2 separate regions of the Mus musculus genome follow, and region 2 is linked to region 1. A link is a contact called in ENCODE POLR2A ChIA-PET data. All regions are on one chromosome and are shown on one strand. Each heading gives the region's core, a stretch centred on a gene start or an enhancer-like site at or near the end of the contact. The rest is flanking DNA. Distances are from core to core; before and after follow the strand shown.

What was found. ChIA-PET counts read pairs that join two places held with the same protein, here RNA polymerase II (POLR2A).
Region 2: POLR2A ChIA-PET joins it to region 1 with 10 read pairs in Patski. The contact joins the promoter of Csrp2 here to the promoter of Zdhhc17 in region 1. POLR2A ChIA-PET finds 5 or more read pairs at or near these places in 3 of 5 experiments (Patski and embryonic stem cell).

Annotation. Positions count from the first base shown.
Region 1 is chr10:111,007,149-111,013,437 of GRCm38, reverse strand. Zdhhc17 (zinc finger, DHHC domain containing 17) reads left to right here and starts at 3,372. Exons shown (of 17, transcript NM_172554.2): 1 at 3,372-3,500. The coding sequence starts at 3,408.
Region 2 is chr10:110,917,624-110,923,639 of GRCm38, reverse strand. Csrp2 (cysteine and glycine-rich protein 2) reads right to left here and starts at 3,464. Exons shown (of 6, transcript NM_007792.4): 1 at 3,386-3,464.

The DNA of each region.
Region 1 (6,289 bases), core at 2,123-4,622:
AGGACTGGAGTCTGCCTCCTAGAACCAACATCCAGCAAACCATCTGTAATTCCAGCTCCAGGGACTCCAACGCCTCTGGCTCTTGTGGACAACTACACTTGCGTGCACATATCCACAGGCAGGCACACATACCTACATTTTTTTTTCAAATAACCTAATACACCAAATATTTCTTCACAGATAGTTATAACAGAAGAAATATGGATGGCGTTGAAGGAGCCAACCAGGAAGTTCAGGTGGATCCTGACGTGGTTCTGTTACAGCCTGGTTCTGTGCCTTTCAGTGGGTTTCTAAGTCCCCCATCATTTGCCTATTGTGAGATGGTAAAACTGGAGTAGTACTAGACAGTGGCTAATGTGTTTAGCTTGCACTGTCTCTCAGGTTCCCTCTGAAGCCATGTCTACACCACCACAGCCCGTGCCTTCCAGGGTTCCTCAGTCTAAATTCACTTCGCTGTTCTTTCCTTAACAAATCAATGGCTCTCTTTGAACTTTGTCCCTTTTATTTTTTATCTATGAATGCCATTCATGGGATCAGTACACTTACCTGCCGTACTGACAGTCTCTTGAAAACATTATCAGATTTAGGCTGTGTAGATAAGAACCCTGAGGCTCACAAGGCAGAGTCTGGATAAAGCCAACTGCTTCATTTTGGTCCGCACTAAACCTAGCTCAGTTTGACATGACATGCTTTCTCAAGACCCACTGCTCTGTTTCAGTCTTTTGTTCTGAGGCAGTCAGGCAACAAGGTCCAGGCTGGCTTGTAAACGCCACCTCTTGAGTGTGCCCCTGTTGATGAAAATGAAAATGGACACATTTGCTCTGGGAGTGCCAGTTGTTCCTTCAGTAATTATTTATTTCAGCTGTACTGCAATGAGGACAGAAGACATGGGTTTTTCATTCTCTGCATTGCTTCCCTTTCAGCCACTTTTAATAGTAATGCTTTCCTCTAGAAGCTGTAGGCTTCTCAGAAGCTACAAACACAAATGGCTCCAATAGTCAGTCAGATAAAGACAATGAGTAAGAAGTCTATGTCCAGTGGTGGCTGAGCAAGAAGGCTCAGGTGCCCCAGGTTTTCCAGATAGGCACCTAGACTTTCTTCCCTTCCTTCCTCCCTCCCTCTTTCTTTCTTTTTCTTTCTTTCTTTCTTTCTTTCTTTCTTTCTTTCTTTCTTTCTTTCTTTCTTTCTTCCTTCCTTCCTTTCTTTCTTTCCTTCCTTCCTTCCCTCTCTCTCTCTTTCCTTCCTTCTCTCTCTTTCTTTCCTTCCTTCTCTCTCTCTTTCTTTCTTTCTTCAGACGAGGAAGGATTAATTTCGGTCTATGGTTTTGGAGGTTTCAGTTATCTTTGTCTTCATTGATTCTTGGCCTGAGTGAAGCCAAGCATCGTGGTAGTGGGAGCATCATGGAAAAAGCAGGTTGACTCATAGTGGACAGAAAGAAGAAAGAGCCAACGACAAAACAAAACCAACAACAAAATCCCTACATTAAAAAAAAAAAAAGAAATATCTTGATTTACTTAATTTTGTTATCTAGTTAACCTACAGCTTTTTAAATTACCAAACCACCACGTGGGCTAAACAGTAGATTTTGCTGACTCAATTAATTTGGACCGTTCTTTCAAAGCCCTCTGTGAACCCAGGCTTCTCAGGTTGAACACCTCTTTTATGAAGATGTCCACCATACACCTGCACTCCATGGGCACTCATACAAATTATTTTGTTTTTGTTCCCCATACCTAGTTCTGTCGTTCATTTCATGTTGGTTTGAATGCCACACCCTCTCAACTGTTTCTTTACTCTTTTTTTTTCCCCTAGATTTGGGTAAATGCAAAAGCCTAAGGGTAAGGAGATCGAGCCTGTAATATTACAGGAAAAAAAAAAAAGAGTCTGTTCATGCTGACACGTGACTGAAGAAAATTTCGGTGCTGTGAACGAAAAACTAGGAATTCTGTTTAGAATTGCATGGTTTCTGGTTTCTGCCAGGACAAAAAAAGAAAGAAAGAAAAAAAAAAAAAGAAGAAAAGAAAATCGGTCCGTGCCGGAAGGAAAAGCCCTGCTGAGAGGATACACACAGAGACAGGCAGCGCCAAAGAGACCGCTTCTTTCCCCCCACCAGAAGCAGCTATAAAATAGCATATTCATCCTTTTTCTGAGTGATTACTGCCCGTTTACCGACGAATACTAGGTCTACTTTGCCGTTTTCATTTGTTACTGGGAGAGCACAGTATTGAACGGACCTAGCCTCGTGATCTCGTCCAATGCCTTGTTACTCCTGGTTTTTCCTCACCTCCTCAGAATCGATTATGTCCAATCCAGAACCGATCTCAGCTCTCCCCAGACCCTCCTCAGATTCTTTTGGCGGGAATATAAACCTTACAAAGGGGTTTCCTCTTCCATGCCCCATCCTTTTTTCCTCTGACGTGCCTTCCTCCCGATCTACCAGTAAATCTGGCTTTGTCCGACTGCAGGTTTTTTCCCCTCTGGTGATCTTTGGCTGATTTGGCTTTGACAGGGGACTGGTTAGTATCAGAATCTCTAATCAGATCGCTCTTTGCTAAATGTTCCCTGGCGCTGTAGAGATTTACAATCCCTAGTAGCCCAAACCAGAAACAAATCCTTTCTGCAATTGTTCCATCAGCCCCCTCCCAACCCCAATATCCTCTTAAAGCCGGCTTTAATCATTTTTATCTGGGTCACACTCTAGAGCTTTCATTTTAAAAAGGTTTCACTTTTGAATCCCCGGGTCCCTATTAAAATGCAGCAGATGGGAAAGTGTGGGGCTTTGACCTTGTCAAAAGCAAGGATTTTAAAAAAAAATGCCCTAGCTCAATCGCAAAGAGGGCATCACACAACAAAAGCTTTTTCAAGGAAGCCAATTTTTTTTTTTTTTTTTTTTGTCCTTGCTTCTCCCGGTGTCCCCGAGGCACAGGTGCGGAGGCGAGGAGAACGCATCCTTGCTCTCCCAGGGTCACACCCTAAGCCCTTCCAGCCCTTGGAAGGCTCGGGACCCTGCCCTGCGCGGCTCTGGATCTCCGTCTTGTGTCGCGCGCGGCCTTTCCCGGGTGGCCGGAGCCGAGGAGCAGCAGCAGCAGCAGCAGCAGCATCGGCCTCCGACCGGGACCCGCCCCCGGGCCGCGGCGCCCACGCCCAACGCGGTCCGCTGCCCCGGCGCAGTGCAGCAGAGAGCACACTCCAGCCCCGGGCCGGGTCGGGCCGGGCCGGCGCACGCGCATCGGGACCCGCGCCCTCCGCGGCGGGAGGGGCTGAGGGGGCGTCCCGGGGGCTCGGAGGGAAGAGGAGGTGGCGGCGGTGGCGGTGGCGCCGCGTCGCCCTCATCCGGGCTCGCGCTCGCCCTCGCGCTCGCCCTCCGCCTTGCCGAGCCCCGCGAGGCTGAAACGCTTTCTCCCAGCATGCAGCGGGAGGAGGGATTTAACACCAAGATGGCGGACGGCCCGGATGAGTACGAGACCGAAACGGGCTGCGTGCCCCTTCTCCACCCGGAGGTGAGGGACGGCGCCGAGCGCCTTCCCGGGACCCTGCGGTCCCGCGGCCTCGCTCCCTCAGCCTCGCCCGGGGCGGCGGCCGAGGCGTCCGGCGCGGTGACCTGTGGCGGGACCCCGGGGGAGGCTGAAGAAAGCGAGTCCAGGCCCGAGCGCGGCGGCGAGCGAGCGGATAACGGGGGAGGAGATAGCGGGGCGGGCCCGGCCGGGGCGGGCTCTGGGACGCCGTCCCTGGCGGTGCCTGGAGGACAGAGGTGGGGATGGCGATGGTCCTGTGGTGTCGCCGCGCTGCCTGCGGGTGCAGGGGCGACGGGGGCCTGCTGACACTTTGGAACCTCGGCCGGAGCCCCTGGTCTCGCTCCAAGCCTCCCCAGGCAGGGGAGGCAGCCGATCTGCTGTTTGGTTTTAACTCTCTCCTCGTCCCCTCTTTCTCGGTGGCGGATGACACGACCCTTCCCATCAGTTCACTCGTTCCCCGGGGATCGTAGTTTTCCTGGGCAAAGTGATGTCCTTCCAGATTATGCCATAGCAACCAGCTCGCCGCTGGGGACAGCGAATTTCGGGGTGTGTTTGCCCTTAGGCTATTAAAAAGAAAAGAAAAGAAAACAACAAAAAAACAAAAAGAGAGAGGGTCTGAACTTTGGCGAATAAACGCACGCACCCATTAGCTTGTCACAAAGTAGCGCTGTTTGGGGACTGTCAGGGAGGGTAGACAGCGCAACACGTTTCCCACCGTTTTTTCTTTTGTATCTCCTGGACGGGAACAGTTTTCTCTGCCGGAGCCGTCAGGTTCTGCCCGTTGTTTACCTCCCAGTTTGTAGCTGAGTTTGTGTTTAGTAAAGGCCTGGAAGCAATTCTTTGTGTATCCAGGTTTGTTGATTATTATTATTATTATTATTATTATTATTATTATTATCATCGGTGCACGGTGAGATGCGGGGAGGGCAGGAAAGTGTAGCGCAGCTTCCTGCAGAACTCAGGTCGTGTTTTGAGGTTGAGAATGGTGTCCAGATCCGTGGTGTTCGAATAAACGTGGTTACTTTGCATTCGATTGATTTTATTTCTTCCTGGCTTTTGTGTCTTGTTTTTTTTTTTTTAATTGTAAATACAAAGGACCACTTTCGTATTAATACCCTATTATCTCTTAACTTGATCATACACACACACACACACACACACACACACACACACACACATACACACACACACACAAACTGAGACAGTTTCTTAGAAATATATGCTGAGACAAGTCTCATTAGAAAAGACTGTTTTGGGTTTCTGACACAGCTATGCAGTAAGAAGAAACTTTCTGAAAAATTAAAGTGGCAATAAACTTAGAAAGATTTCTTTTGGTTTACACAAGGTCCTAAAATATGTCCAGAAAGTTTTCAGATGTTGTGTTGTATTTGGGGTTAAGGAATATTTCTGCTCATCGGTTCCTGTGGGTATATTTCAAGCACTTAAAAGTGTCTTATGTATTTTAATGTACTGTGGCACTCAGTGGATGTTTGGAGGTAGAGAGAGACGGATTAGGAGCTCAAAGCTATCTTTGAGAGTATAATGTGTTGGAAGCCAGCTTGTGGCTCAGTGAGACCAAACTATACACACACACACACACACACACACACACAAAAAAACAAAAACAAAAACAAAAACCTTTCCTCTTTGTAAAAATGTATGTTGTTTGTTACCCTAAACATAATTTTGCAGGGTGTGGTCATTCACACCCAGTACTTGGGAGTCAGGAATGTCTCTGAGTTTGAAGTCAGACTAATCCACATAGCAAGTTCCAGGCCAGCCAGGGCTGCATAGGGGCACTGTGTCTCAAAACAGTTGTTGTTTTTCTTAACCTACTAGTAAATCTAGAGATTGCTTGGTATATAGAGAGCTTGAACTTAAGGTGTCACCAGTCTGTTATTTAACAGATGGAATCTTACTAGAAAATCAACTTCCCTATTGCTCAGAGGTGAAATTGGTAAGATAGAGACTTCTTTTGCCAAGTAAGCACTAGGTCTAGTAAGTGTAAGTCTGGAACGTTGGGGACCGACTGAAATAGTCCTCATTTTCTGTGGTTAGTTAATTGCTCCTGCGGTAGACCTGATGCACTCCTTACAGTGTGCTAGGAGCAGAACGGGGCATGCTGTTTGTCTAGAGTGTGTGAAGTTGGGATGATGATGATGGTAATGATGCTGCTTAACTAATGGCCCATTAAGGAGATAATGGAGAGCCCAGGCTTTTGTGTCACACTGACTGGGTTACCTTTCTGTCACGGCTTCTGTTTTATTTATCTCCATCCCTTCCTGCTCTTCTTCTTTCTCTCCCAGGCGTGGTGCCTTGTAGCCTTCAACTCCCTCTGTATCTGAGAATGACCTTGAATTTCTAGTTCTCTTACCTTGGATCAGCTATGTGCCACAACACCCAGTTTACGCAGTGCTGGGGTTTGAACCCAGAGCTTTGTGCATACTAGGCAAGCCCCTGTTACCAGCACCTCATCCCTAGTCCTGGATTCTAATTTGGAATCCTCAATAATTAAATGATAGAAAGTAAAAACTTCTTAAAGCTTTTTTCCTATTTGTTCATCAGAAACTATCGATGTTTCCAGACTTTGTTTAACCGTACGGGAATATATGTCAAAATTCATCAATGAACACACTTTAGGGGCTCTGGTAAGGGCATCTTTCCACGCTTACTATCAGAAGAAGTGTTGCTTTCTTTTTGAGTAATTTAGAAATTTATATGTATTGAAGTTTTTTTTTTTTTTTGGCAGGGCGGGTGAGACAGGGTATCTCTGT
Region 2 (6,016 bases), core at 2,215-4,714, 90 kb after region 1:
CTAATGTGCATGCCGTCACCACAATGCCTTCAACGGGAGGACAGCAAAATTCTTGACATGGATGTGGGTGGTACCTGCCCGGTCACACTCTGTAATTAAACGCGGATATGCTGTAAGTTTGGTAATCTCTGGACCCAACCCATCCCAGAGCAATCAGCAATCTGTGAATGTGACCAGATACTTCAGAACTATTCACACAATTCAACATCCTCACCTTCTGCACATGGAGAACCTGGATTTAGATGCCAAGATTCCTGCGTATTTGGCAAATGATAAAGATAACATTTTATCTGCCAGTTTTCTTATTTTAAAAATGAAAGTGATGCTGATTTATATCATAAAGCTGTTCTGAGATTAAACAATATATGCAAACCACCCTTACAATAGTGTCTGTTACATAGCAGGTAGTCACAATGACAAATACTCCTGTAATATTTACCATATTCATTTACATTGTTTATTGATATAGTCTTCACAACTAAATGGTAAGTAGGCATTGCCATGATTCTCATTTTTTATGGCTGGAAAACCTGGTAAATATTAACTATGAAAACAAGAGACTTAGAACACCAATAGAGCTCACTGGCAGCCACAGAGATAGCAGTACTGTCACCTGTGGCTATGCCAAAGATTCGTAGCATTTGCTATACTAGATTCGATTCTCTCTCCATTCCTTTTGTGAAGCCACCAGGAAACCGTTCCTACAGTTAACTGTCAAGGCCCTTCGCCTTGCTGTATCCAAATCTGTCTGAACTTTTATTACTAGGCAAAAGCAATTAGTACTGTTGGCACAAGGAGCTCGTGAAAATGCAAGGACCTGGCTAAGTCTCTGCAAATGATTCACACACAGTACACTATGGCTCTCCCTCTACAGCCTACAACAATAAAATCTAACAGCCAGAAGCCGCGCCTTGCTTTCCCTAGAATGCAGAATGAGAAGCAGTCCTCTAGATCTTGATTTTCAATGCAAGAAATTCAACTCCTTCAAATCTCAGTCACACGTGCTGTCTCTTATATATTTAAAAACGTTTTGGACCAGGCACAGGTCTGTAATCCCAGCTTAGTTGGGAGACTCTGACAGGATGGTCTAAAGTTCAAGGCCAGCCTAGGAAACTGCAAAATTTTGTCTCAAAATGAAAAAAATTAAAAGGGTGGATTGTGGCTCCCTTCAGAGTCCTTGCTTAGTATTCACGAGGTCCTAGGTTCAAGCCCAGTACTATAAACAACACACAACAAGAAGCCACAGGTTTGGAGAAGAGGCCTGGGACATACAAACAGGATTCCTTCCCTAGGTGTTACCCAACCGACAGGACCCAGGAGCTGGCAAGCAAATTCCAGTCCAGGCAGTGATGGAGTCCTGAGGAAACCTCGGGAGGTCTGAGGATGGAGGGAAGGGCTGGGGGATGTTCAAGTGGAAGTCCCCTCTCTCTGGAGAGACTCCCACCAAGAACCATTTCACTCCAAGTTTCAGAAAGCGCAGGAAGTTATCTAAAACCACAAGCAACCCACCACATACATATCCCTAAGGTTGTACCTTGTACTTAGGCATTCCTTACACACACACCCTACCCAGACACACCCTTTCCCTCTCCCCCACCACCCCAGCAAGGATGCTATTAGACCTATTTCACAAGGCTGAGACCAGAGAGTGTTAACGTGTTAGGGGCACCAAACCAAGGGGTACTGACTTGGGAGTGACACTCTAGACTTGATTTCTGCCCTCCCATGTTACACCTCCTCTCCCTTAGAGGGTCCCCTATGTCCATCTCATTCATCCCTCTCATTTGTAACAGAAGGAAAATGGAAACCAAAGGCTTGAGCTCTCAAAGCTATGTATTGACAGAGTTATGCCTGGACCTAGTATCCTGTCCCCCTACTTGATACCAACATTTATGCTATCTTTTAATAAAGATACAATTTCCCTCAAGTCCAAGACTGTGCAACTTCACCAGGATGGCCCTCCAATCAGTACTGATTTTAGCATGCTCTTGAGCATATTCCATATCAGCCAAAAATTTTCAAACAAGATTGGGAGGAATCTGTTAACAATTTATGGTGTTAAAAAAAAAAAAAAAAAACACCACGTTGGCTGAAATCTGTTAATAAATATCTACTGCTCCCCACAACGGGGCCTTGTCTGTTCCCGCCTTCTTTATTCAGTTAACAAGCACCGAGGTGTGCTCCAACATATTCAAGATAACTAAGCAAACAGTGTTCCAGAGACTCATGGGATGTATACGTCTATGGCAACCTGGCTATAAAAAGTGGGGTCAAACAGCCTTGAGGAGTAATGAAGGAATTATCAGTAACAATTACAAGGCAATGGCAGAGAATAGGGTCCCAAATGTCACTTGTATGCAGTGTTGAGATTGTATGAGTCTCTCTTTTGAAATCTACCGTTTAAATCTTTCTTGAAGAATCTGGGTACAAGAATCACTTCCTTTTTGGATTCTTTGGTTTTATGTAAGTAGAGATTAAGCACGCATTGAAAAAGTCAATAATTTAACTATTTTCGCTGCCCAAGTTAAAAAATTACTACACCCAGCCCCCCCCCCGCCCCGAACTGAAAAGCATTTAATAAAGTAAAAATGTATGCGACTCAAACAAAACAGGTCAAACCAAATATTTACTCAAAAAGTAATCAGGTAAACAAATAAAGTTCAAAGTCCTGGCTTCCAAGGGGGCAGAAGTTTCAAGAGCTCTCCCCTCACCTCACCCCTTACCTCACGGATGCCTATAACTATTATCTAGCTCTGAACCCATACTGTGACTTTTAGGACCTGTTGCAGAATTTCAGAACCAAGCAATGCTGTATCCTTGTTTGTACTTTAAAGGTAGAAAGCACCAGGAAAAGCTAGGAATGTTCAACTAGAATTTCACTATGGTTCCTTCTGTGCCGGGTGGGCAGAGACCACCGAACAAAGGCGATGGCCAGGAGCTCCGTTTCGCCACAGGAGAACTGGAGCTCAGAGGGTATGGAGACGCCCACCACCCCAGAGTACCCACCCAATTCCCGAGAAGGTCGTCAGGGCTGGGCAGACACACCCTTGGGGCACTGGAGCCCCGAAGCCTCTAACCCCTCCTACCCGAAGGGGAGAATCAGCCCTGGGAGGGAGCCTGGGGCTACAAAAAGAGGCATTGGCGGCCACGAGAAACTCCCAGCTCGCCTCTCTCCCAGAGAACAGGATGGAAAATTAAAGGTCACAGGGGATGATTTACCTGCCCCAAGGACATGAGGTCCCAGGGCAGGGATGGTCTGGGGGCGACAGCAGGTGTGCTAGTGGACCCCGCATTGGGGCAGAAGTGAGAGGACGGGTGGAAGCATAGTCAGGAGCAGGGGTGGAGATGACAGGGACCGCGGGGCTGCAGGCTTCCTAGGACTCACCCGAGTGGGAGGAGGGAGCACGCGGCGGGCGGAGCTAACGAGGTCTGACCGAGGAAAGCCGCGGGCGGATCCGGAGACTGGCGGGAGCGCGTGTGCCCGCTTTTAAAGACTTATGTTGGGCGTGGCCTTGTTCGCCACGCCCATCATCGGTCATGCCCCTCGGGGTGTGCGATGGTCTCCGCCCGGCCCGCTGAGCTGGGCTCCCGCTGCGGGTTTCGAGCTCTGGCCCCGAGACAAAAGACCGGAATCCCGCCTCTTCCTGCGGCTTCCCGCGCGTCCGAGTCTCCCACCGTCTCCGGCTGCTCCTACCCGCCGGTCCCGGGACGTCCGGAGCACTCAGGATCGGCCCGGAGCCAGCGAGATCCGGTGTCGCCCCGTGGGATTCCCGCCACCCTTTACTGCACAAACGCCATATGTTAGCCTCCGGGGTGCAGGACTCCCCGGTGCAGGATAGTCTCTGGTCAGAATCCCGGCTTCTGGAATCCGCAGCTTTCCTGTCGCGAAAGAGCTGCATTCCTCATCTAGACTAAACAAATGACGTTATGAAAACACCTCATTCCCCAAGTGTTTTGCTTTCCCCCACCACTCTTTGCTGAGGGGGGAAGAAACCCACAACCCACGCAGAAACCCTGGCGCCAAAAGGCTTCGGGTTTCAGTTTGCAATTGTTTGCAGTTGTCCGAAAAGTCCAGGGATGTCTCGCCGGCGAAGACAGCAGAAAGGACCTAAAATCTGGGCTTGAGGTGACATATTATTGTTCTAGACAAAAAGCAAAATAATGTCATCTCTATCTGGTTTGTATTCTAGGACATTTGGTGATCCACTTCTCTGTCATCAGTAGTGGGTTGCCCTAAGAATTAGTATTTGAAGAGTGGTGACCTCCACGCCGCAATAGGCAGCGACCAAAACTACTCCCCTCTGTCACAAATCGATCACCCCTTTCATCCAGGCGCAACATCATGCTGTTAATAGCCTAGTTCTTTGGTGGGGGTTAGGATGACTTTAACTGATAGATGCCAGTACCCTCGCGTTGCGACAATAAAAAATTTCCCGCTTACGTTGCCAAAGGCCCTGTTAGGGGGGGTAGGAGGAGGCAGAGTTGAGGAAGGCCCCTCCGGTGACAAAGTACAGGCCTGGTTTATGCCTTTTTATGTCGTATGCTGGGCCCAATCCAAAATAAGCTCGTAATTGCAGCCAGATTCTCTGTCCACCAAGGACTGTTGAAAAACAGTGCAAGTAGTGATTGACATCTCCCCCAGATTGCGGCAGGAGTTTGAAAGCATGGGTGCCTGCTGTGAGCTTTTCTAAATACCAGCAATTCTTACATTCACGATTCCGATCTGTTTGCTTTACCTCCGCAGCTTGCTGCACTTCTTACGGGAGGGGCTTCTGGTTTGTTTTCACTGAAGGAAGCAGGGTAGTTCATGTTCCCTTTTTTTCAGCAAGCGATTGTCCTTTTTCTGCTACTCCTGAGGTCCACTAGAGTTTCTCTGAGGAAGGGGCCTAAGGACTGGACCTGTTGTTTTTCTGTCAAACTATCTGTCCCTACAGTCTAAGGTCAAAACTTATCATGTGTAGCAAAGCTATTTATGGAAGTTGTGGTGGGTTTGAACGAAGACGGCCCCATAGGCTCATAGGAAGCGGCACTATTTGAAGGTGTGGCCATTTTGAGTGGGCGTGGCCTCTTTAGAGGCAGTGTGTCATTGGGGGTGGGCTTTGAGGTTTCAGAAGCGTAAGGTCCAGTGTGTCTCTTTCTTCCTGCTGCCTGCCCACCAAGATGTAGAATTCTCAGCTGTCTCTCCAGCCTCACAGCCTGTGTGCTGCTATGTTCTCCGCCACGATGATAATGGACTAAACCTCTGAACTGTAAGCCAGCTCCAATGAACTATTTTTCTTTATAAGACTTGTGACAGGAGCTGGTGAGATAGCTCAGTGAGTAAGAGCACTGACTGCTCTTCTGAAGGTCCTGAGTTCAAATCCCAGCAACCACAATGTAGCTCACAACCATCTGTAATGAGACCTGACGCCCTCTTCTGGAGTGTCTGAAGACAGCTATAGTGTACTTACATATAATAAATAAATAAATCTTAAAAAAAAAAAAGACTTGTAACATCTTTTCACAAAAATAGAAACCCTAAGACAAAAGTAGTTCTGTTGTCTGTTCTCTGTATATATTTCAGTAAACCCGGGACTGGTGTACATTGATTTTTTTTAAATGTATTTGTATTTAACTATCAATATTTTAAAATATCATTTACTTATTTAAATGTTTAAAGTCGGAATTTCAGTTGTGAATGTGAATAAGTTCTTTTAGCTTTTAAAATAGAAATGGTAGTGAGAAAAGGTGTGACTTTTGGCTAGAACACGTGGTCTCAACACTCAGCTCCGCAGTGTGCCAGCTTGGTTCTGAAACAGCCTCGCAGGCAGTGATTCTCGACCTTCCTAACACTGCAACCCTTTAATGCAGTTCCTCATGTTGTGATGACCCCTTACCATGAAATCAGCCCCAGTGACATACTCCTTCCAACAAGGCCACACCTCCTAATCCTTCTCAAACAGTGCCATTCCTCGTGACTGGACACTCAAACATAGGAGCTCATGGAGGCCATTCTTATTCAAGCCATCACATCTAT